3 separate regions of the Homo sapiens genome follow, and regions 1 and 2 are each linked to region 3. A link is a contact called in ENCODE Hi-C or POLR2A ChIA-PET data. All regions are on one chromosome and are shown on one strand. The core of a region is the stretch at or near the end of the contact, and the rest is flanking DNA. Distances in the headings are between cores, read along the strand shown. Region 1 holds the start of TIA1 (TIA1 cytotoxic granule associated RNA binding protein). Region 2 overlaps PCBP1-AS1 (PCBP1 antisense RNA 1). Region 3 overlaps C2orf42 (chromosome 2 open reading frame 42).

The links. A loop is a pair of places that touch in the nucleus more often than their neighbours do. ChIA-PET counts read pairs that join two places held with the same protein, here RNA polymerase II (POLR2A). Pooled maps may share reads with other maps.
Region 1: a loop to region 3 is called in a pooled map, with 4 times the contacts of the local background. The contact joins the promoter of TIA1 here to the enhancer-like site in region 3. A Hi-C loop is called at or near these places in 1 of 168 maps with a recorded cell type or tissue (endothelial cell of hepatic sinusoid), 4 of 37 single-sample maps with no recorded cell type and 3 of 50 pooled maps. POLR2A ChIA-PET finds 5 or more read pairs at or near these places in 12 of 52 experiments (A549, A673, B cell and 9 more).
Region 2: a pooled map shows a loop between it and region 3 (3-fold over the local background). The contact joins two enhancer-like sites. A Hi-C loop is called at or near these places in 1 of 37 single-sample maps with no recorded cell type and 2 of 50 pooled maps. POLR2A ChIA-PET finds 5 or more read pairs at or near these places in 8 of 52 experiments (B cell, OCI-LY7, WTC11 and 5 more).

What each region holds. Positions count from the first base shown.
Region 1 is chr2:70,247,283-70,249,982 of GRCh38, reverse strand. It overlaps TIA1 (TIA1 cytotoxic granule associated RNA binding protein), which reads left to right and starts at 1,355. Exons shown (of 13, transcript NM_022173.4): 1 at 1,355-1,578. The coding sequence starts at 1,553. TRG-CCC2-1 (tRNA-Gly (anticodon CCC) 2-1) reads left to right here and starts at 922; the gene lies at 922-992. RefSeq lists enhancers at 959-1,773, 1,774-2,589.
Region 2 is chr2:70,069,683-70,072,382 of GRCh38, reverse strand. All of the region lies in intron 4 of PCBP1-AS1 (PCBP1 antisense RNA 1), which reads left to right. It also overlaps a transcript of ASPRV1 not described here. Among named protein-coding and RNA genes, the nearest start is that of PCBP1-AS1, 16 kb to the left of the region's middle. RefSeq lists enhancers at 1,225-1,294, 1,232-1,526. Within about 2 kb of position 1,387, at least 33 of the 41 ENCODE cell types and tissues checked have a DNase peak (open chromatin) inside an H3K27ac peak, as active enhancers do; they include OCI-LY7, where a contact is called at or near this core.
Region 3 is chr2:70,160,597-70,163,296 of GRCh38, reverse strand. It overlaps C2orf42 (chromosome 2 open reading frame 42), which reads left to right. Exons shown (of 10, transcript NM_017880.3): 9 at 2,510-2,672. Among named protein-coding and RNA genes, the nearest start is that of C2orf42, 29 kb to the left of the region's middle. RefSeq lists an enhancer at 2,208-2,257. Within about 2 kb of position 1,341, at least 2 of the 41 ENCODE cell types and tissues checked have a DNase peak (open chromatin) inside an H3K27ac peak, as active enhancers do; they include GM12878 and OCI-LY7, where a contact is called at or near this core.

The DNA.
Region 1 (2,700 bases), core at 106-2,605, 87 kb before region 3:
TCCTAGACATAGGATTACTTTAGTGACATATATATATAATAAGCAATGTGAAATGCATACAGAGTATACTGAATCACATTTCAGAGCTCTAATTTCTCTGCCTCCTAAAGTTGGACTGAAGTTTATGTATCTTTTGACTTGTTTACTTTTAAGATTCTTGTGACCAATTTGCATTAAATAGCTGGGGTTTTTTGTTTGTTTCTTTGTTTGTTTTTTGAGACGGATCCTCGTTCTGTTGCCCAGGCTGGAGTGCAATGGCAAGATCTCGGCTCACTGCAATCTCCACCTCCCAGATTCAAGGATTCTCCTGCCTCAGCCTCCTGAGTAGTTGGGATTACGGGCCCCCACCACCACATCCAGCTAATTTTTGTATTTTTAGTAGAGACAGGGTTTCGCCATGTTGGTCAGGCTGGTCTCGAACTCCTGATCTCAGGTGATCCGCCCGCCTCAGCCATCCAAAGTGCTGGAATAACAGGCGTGAGCCACTGCCCCCGGCCTAAACAGCTATTTCTTAAATGCTTTTCAATGTGCAATCAATACACGGAAGAAATGCAAATATAAATAAAAATCTGGCATCTGGAAATATCCTCCCCGCGCTGAAAAATCTGGCTAGCACCAACGACGCAAATTCTTAATAAAATCCTTACTTTTTTAAGTAAAACTTTTTTTCTTTTTTCTTATTTCTTAAGTAAACATTTTAAATTGAAATTTTTTTTCTGTACAGAGAAAGTTGAAACATCCATTCCTATGTTTGGGATGAGAAAAGATAAATTATTTATGTTATTGGAAAACAGAAGATTACAGACTGTCAATAAACTTTTACTTTTAAATGAATAAATAATACATGACAATTCTTTTCACATGAGAGAACGTCTGCTTCTATTTCCTCCTAAAATACTGTGGCGGCTGGGCATGTCAACAGCGCCGCTGGTGTAGTGGTATCATGCAAGATTCCCATTCTTGCGACCCGGGTTCGATTCCCGGGCGGCGCATAGGCGTTTTGCTTCTCGCTCGCTAAAAACCAGATAGCTTGAAGAGTCTTTATATATCTTTCCAAAAGAGGAAAGATTTAGGCTTTTTACTGTCCCTGAAGGTTTCCACTCCCTCATAATTCGCGGTCGAAACACTCGAATCCGCAGCCAGAAGACAAAAAAGTTCACGCAAATCGTGAAGTAGTTAATACTTGCGCCTGCGCAGTCTGAGGCGTCCCTCGCGTCGGGTGGAAGAGCGGCTGCGCAACAAGTGAACCTATGGATTAAGGTGTAGCCGGGCGGCCCGGAGGTTGAGAGTGCAAGATTATTCTGCGCCTGCGCGGCCCGGGTAACTTTGCTGGCTGCTCCTAGGCTCCCGGCTCGCCGCCATCTTGTATTGGGGTTTCATTGTTCCCGCTGGGCCGGGCGGTTTAGTGTAATTGCCGCCGGAGGAGGAGGCGGAGTAACCTCTGGTCAGCCGAGAAACCCCACTATCCTGTAGCCATAACCGCTTAAACGATTTGGGAGGTAGTGAAGGGCAGGGAGCTGGACCTGGAGGCGCCGCCGCGACAGCAGCAGCCATGGAGGACGAGATGCCCAAGACTCTGTGAGTCTGGGGCAGCGATGAGGGAGGCGGGATGGTGGTCGTCCCGGAGGGAAGGCCTCGGCCCTGCGCCGCTCCCAGCCTATTGTTCTCCGTGGACACCGCGATATCGTGGTTTTTGTTTCCTTAGCATGCACCTGGATGCTTACAACCAAGACCCAATCTGTGAGGACGAGGTGAAGGGAGACGGGGCTCAACCCTCTCAATTAATCCCTTCACTTTAGCAACACCATTGCATGACCTTTGCTCTCGCCACGGGCCCTCTGTGGTCTTAGACCTGGAGAAAAGACTTTAATTCAGACCTCTTTTTAGAACTCGTCGAACCTTCCTTTTGTCCTATGCTTTCTTTCCTTTTCCCGCTTCTCCCCCTTTTTGATTAACCTCTTCTTATCTTTACAGCCGTCTCCCTTTAATTTTACTTTTGATTTCCTACTGAAATTCTTCCTTTCATTTTCTTCTCGGTGATAAGATTTTTTTTCCTCCTCGAGGGTGCTTGTACTCATTTTCAGTGCAGTAAACTTTATTCTTGCAGTTGCCAATTGGAAAAAAGCCAAGCATTTTTCTTTAACCTCTGGCTTTCCTTCTGTAGCACCCACCGACCAAAAAGCCTAACCAGACACCCCAAGGATTTGGAAATCTCACCCAGAAGGAATATATCAATTGAGGGGAAATGGATTTAATATTATTTTTATAGTCGTTTACTACTGTTGTGATTGACATGGTGTTGAACGAGCGGGCTGTAAATGCCCTAACATATTTACAGAGAATTTTTAGAGATAGCGTTAAATTACCGGAGCGTGGATATTTTCTTTGTCGTGTGGCTTCCCCAACTGCGTTCTTTGTTTTTCGAGGTATTATCGGATGAGTTGATCCTGCCTTTGTTGGCATTTCTCGGAAGAAGAAAAGCTCAATGAGTTCTTGACATAGCTTTTTGTTTTTCTTGGATGACATAGCTTTTTGTTTATATTCTTGGAATACTGGCAGTTTGAGAGCTCCATGCATTAAAAATGCAATTTTAGGTTTCTCTTTGCAGCTCTCTAATAAAGTTGCTCTGAAGTACGATGTAATTGTTTTTTTACCTCCAAAATTTTTCCACTTTTAAGTTGCTATTTCTTGTCTATATTG
Region 2 (2,700 bases), core at 138-2,637, 91 kb after region 3:
GCAGTGGTGTGATCATAGCTTACTGTAGCCTTGAACTCCTGGGCTCAAGTGATCCCCCTGCCTCAGTCTTCTGAGTAGCTGGGACTACTGTGTGCCACCACACCAGGCTAATTCTAAAAATTTTCTGTAGAGGCTGGGTGCAGTGGCTCACACCTGTAATCCCAGCACTTTGGGAGGCCGAGGTGGGTGGATCACTTGAGGCCAGGAGTTTGAGACCAGACTGGCCAATGTGGCGAAACCCCATCTCTACTAAAAATACAAAAGTTAGCTGGGCATGGTGGTTCACATCTGTGATCCTACCTACTCGGGAGGCTGAGGCATGAGAATTGCTTGAACCCAGGAGGCAGAGGTAGCAGTGAGCTGAGATCGTGCCACTGCACTCCAGCCTGGGCAATAGAGCGAGACTCTTTCTCATAAAAAAAAAAAAGAAAGAAAAATTTTTGTAGAGACTGGGTCTCGCTATGTTGCCTGGGTTGGTCTTGGACTCCTGACCTCAATCAGTCCTCCCGCCTTGGCCTCCCAAAGTGCTGGGATTACAGGCATGAGCCACTGTGCCCTGCTGAAAATTATTTCTTGTTTTGAATTGAAATCTAATTGAGACTTCTCATTAATTTAATTTTTGTTTTTATTTATTTATATTTGAGACGGAGTCCCACTCTGTCACCCAGGCTGGAGTGCAGTGGCACGATATCGGCTCACTGCAACCTCCACCTCCTGGGTTCAAGTGATTCTTCTGCCTTGGCCTCCTGAGTAGCTGGGATTACAGGTGTGTGCCACTACGCCTGGCTAATTTTTATATTTTTAGTAGAGATGGGGTTTCACCATGTTGGCCAAGCTGGTCTGGAACTCCTGACCTCAGGTGATCCTCCCACCTCAGCCTCCCAAAGTGCTGGGATTACAGGCGTGAGGCACTGTGCCCGGCCTAATTTTAGACCAGTACCCCGGAACTATACAGAATAAATGTAATACATCTTCCACATGCAAACTCATGAACCTTTGAAGACAGTCTTCCTATGTGTAAGACATATTTGCAGTTTATCCTAATACCTAAACTTGCTTTCAGTTCAGATCATTCTGCACAGAAACAATTTCTACTTCTCCCTACTTTGTAAATGCAGTCTGACAAATCTGTGCTTCACTTAGGATTATTTAGTTACAAGGTGAGTATGCTTTCCTTTCCTCCTTGAAGAATGAATTGATGGTGAGCTAAGTCTTTACAATTGTCTGTGAGTTTGGAGGGTTTGCAGTCTCCTACTCTTGTAATCATTAGGAGGTCAGGCTGCTGCCCTGCTGCATACGCCATCAGAGCTCACAAAATGGCTGGAAGTTTATCCGGGCACTTGACAAACTGCATTTACTTCATCAGGCCACTAGGTGATGAACAACTCACAAACCCAGACTGCCAGGGACTGTGGTGTACAGGGCAGTTTCTGTTTATACTTGGAAAGGCCATTCGAAGTCATCTGGTCCAAACTCATTAAAAGGTTTTTGTTGGGGAGGGGAAACATGTTTTTTATATAGTTTGTCTTTCCTGGCTTTGTTACAGTTAAATGTTAATTGCCTGGGACATTTCCTTTTTTTTTTTTTTTTTTTTTTTTTGATACGGAGTCTCACTCTGTCACCCAGGCTGGAGTGCAATGGCACAATCTCGGCTCACTGCAGCCTCCGCCTCCCGGGTTCAAGCGATTCTCCTGCCTCAGCCTCCTACAGGCGTGCGCCACTGTGCCCAGCTAATTTTTGTATTTTATTTTTTTAGTAGAGACAGGATTTTGCACTGTTAGGCTGGTCTCGACCTACTGACCTCATGATCGCCCGCCTTGACCTCCCAAAGTGGTGGGATTACAGGCGTGAGCCACCACTTCCAGCCAAGTAGGACATTTCTTTGAGTGATTTTCTTAGAAGGGGGGCATGAGTGGTACTTTCAAAGTCTTTTTATGTCCAATTTCTTTTTAACCTTCGTGTATGAATGATATTGTGGTTAGGTTTAGAATTCTTGGAATACTAGTCCTAGTCTCGACAAAGTCTAAGTAGCTTTCCAGTGTTTTGAGTTTCTGGTGATACAGATGAGAAGTCCAATGGGATTTTTTTTCCTTGTAAGTAATAATCTGTTCTCTTGTTCTGGAAGTTTGTGAATTTTTATTTATGCTTAGAGTTTCCTGTGGTATGCTTCTGGTATGTCTTTTTTTTTTTTTTTTTTTTTTTTGAGATGGAGTCTTGCTCATGTTACCCAGTCTGGAGTGCAATGGCACGATCCCAGCTCACTGCAACTTCTGCCTCCTGGGTTCAAGCGATTCTTCTGCTTCAGCCTCCCGAGTAGCTGGGATTACAGATGCGTGCCACCACGCCTGGCTCATTTTTGTATTTTTAGTAGAGATGAGGTTTCGCCGTGTTGGCCAGGCTGAGGTGTATGCCTTTTAAAAATAACACTTGTTGGCACTTGATGAGCCTTTTAGACTTAAAAACTTAAAGTCTTTTTTCTGTTCAAGGTTGTTTTATTGCTTCCCTTTCTTTTTTTTTCCAACCTCCTTACTTTATAGAACTCAGAAAGGTGAAGTGACTTGTCCAAGCTCATATAGCTAGTTACAGATGAACCTCAAGCAAATAACCTGACTCCTTTGATGAACTAGACTTTTGTGTATTGAATATTGCTCCATTGAGAGGGCCATTATGAACAACTTAGAAACTTTTTAGTGAGACAGG
Region 3 (2,700 bases), core at 92-2,591:
CTCCAGCCTGGGCGACAGAGCAAGACGCTGTCTCAAAAAATATATATGTATGTATGTTTTTCAAGTAGATCCTGAAAATCTGAGATGGAGTTTTTTTTCCTACAGTAATAGAATTATGTAGAAAATTCAGGCCGCGCACGGTGGCTCACACCTGTAATCTCAGCACTTTGGGAGGCTAAGGCAGGTGGATCACCTGAGGTCAGGAGTTTGAGACCAGCCTGGCCAACATGGTGAAACCCCGTCACAACTAAAAATACAAAAATTATCCAGGCATGGTGGCAGGCACCTGTAATCCCAGCTACTTGGGAGGCTGAGGCAGGAGAATCGCTTGAACCCGGGAGGCGGAGGTTGCAGTGAGCTGAGGTTGCGCCATTGCACTCCAGCCTGGGGGACAAGATCGAGACTTCGTCTCCAAAAAAGTAGAAAATTCAGCATAATGTGATTTGATACATTAAGAGTAGCTTAATTGCAAGGCATTCTTCTGTTCAGGAAAAAAAAATAAGTTGTTTGATAGCTACAGAATTTACATGTGAGCCAGGCATGGTGGCTATAATACCAGCGATTTAGGAGGCTGAGATGAAGGATTGCTTGAGGCCAGGAGTTCAAGACCAGCCTAGGCAACACAGCGAGGCCCCTACTATTTTTTTTTTGTTTGAGACAGAGTCTCACTCTGTTGTCTAGGCTGGAATGCAGGGCACAATCTTGGCTCACTGCAGCCTCTGCCTCCCAGGTTCAAGCAATTCTCCCACCTCAGCCTCCCGAGTAGCTGGGATTACAAGCGCACCATCCTGCCCAGCTAATTTGTATTTTTAGTAGAGACAGGCTTTCACCATGTTGACCAGGCTGGTCCCAAGCTCCTGACCTCAGGTGATCCACCCTCCTTGGCTTCCCAAAGTGCTGGGATTACAGGCGTGAGCCAGTGCGCCAGGCCAGCAAAGGCCCCTACTCTTAAAAAAATAAAAAGAAAGAAAGAAAGAAAGCAAAAGAGGCTGGCGAGGTGGCTCATGCCTGTAATCCCAGCACTTTGGGAGGCCAAGGTGGGCAGATCACCTGAGGTCAGGGGTTTGAGACCAGCTTCGCCAACATGGTGAAAACCCGTCTCTACTAGAATACAAAAATTAGCCGGGCGTGGTGGCTTGCTCCTGTAATCCCAGCTACTCGGGAGGCTGAGGCAGGAGAATCACTTGAACCTGGGAGGCGGAGGTTGCAGTGAACTGAGATCGTGCCACTGCATTCTAGCCTGGGTGACAGAGCTAGACTCCATCTCCAAAAAAAAAGAAAAAAAGAAAAAGTGAGGCCTGGTGGTGTGTGCCTATAGTCCCAACCACTAAGAAAGCTGAAGCAAGAGGATCACTTGAGCCTGGGAGTTGGAGGCTACAGTGAGCCATGATTGTGCCACTGTACTCCAGCAGGGGCAACCAAGTGAGACCTTGACTCTTTTTTTTTTTTTTTTTTTGACACGGACTTTCACTCTTGTGGCCCAGTCTGGAGTGCAATCATGTGATCTTGGCTCACCTCAACCTCCACCTCCCAGGTTCAAGCGATTCTCCTGCCTCAGCCTTCTGAGTAGCTGGGATTACAGGCGTCTGCCACCACGCCTGGCTAATTTTGTATTTTTAGTAGAGATGAGGTTTCTCCATGTTGGTCAGGCTGGTCTCAAACTCCCGACCTCAGGTGATCCGCCTACCTCAGCCTCCCAAAGTTCTGGGATTACAGGCGTGAGCCACCACTCCTAGCGACCTTGCCTCTTAAAAAAAGTAAATACATGTGAACCCTAGAAAAGGGCTGTGTTGGCATTAAAAACACTTGAGGAACTCCTTTAAATGCACATGGCACAGAGGCAGTTTTTAGCCTGGAATGGATGACATTTAGGGAGACACTGAAGCAACTCAGGGTGCAGGCATGTGGGAGAATAGAGCTAACCATCATGGAGCTTCTCACTGTCAGGCATTACTTACCTCCGTCACCTCATTTGACCTCCCAGCCATGCCCTGGCATTAACTGCATTTTGCCCGTGAGAAAACAGGCTCTGAGAAGTTTGTAATTTGCTCTGGGTCACCACAGCATCCAGTTCCAGTTCTGCTTGGCTCAGTCCCAAGGACAGTATGAAGCATACAGGATGTGAGGTGAGCTGCAGGTGCTATGAACAAAGGAATTTAAGAGAAGAATGCTGCTAGCAGAGCAGTAGGGGAAGGAATGAAACTGATTTTAGAGCAGGTCTGTGCCAGCAGCAGTCATGTACCCATGAAGATGTTAGAGGCTCAATTGGTATATAGTTTGGCTGGGGTGGAAATTTAAGATTTTAGAGAAAAAAGGAAAGCCATGAATGATGTAAGGGAGAAAAGGCAGATTTGTTGACAGGATTTTCTTGAAAAACAGGGAAGTTGTAATTCATTTGAATATACTTAACAAGAAAGAAGGAATAATAAAAGATTTGTCGTCATCCAGGTATTGGTCTGTTTTGAAAGTTTTCTCTCTCACCTTTTTTTGGTATTGTCTTGGTGTCCAGATGCCCTTGGAAATCACCCGTAGCTTTATCCAGAACCGAGATGGGACTTATGAGCTATTTAAATGCCCTAAAGTGGAAGTAGAAAGCATAGCAGAAACCTACGGTCGTATAGAAAAACAACCAGTGCTGCGACCCTTGGAACTAAAAACTTTTCTCAAAGTTGGTAAGTGAACTTCAAAACTGCATCTTCC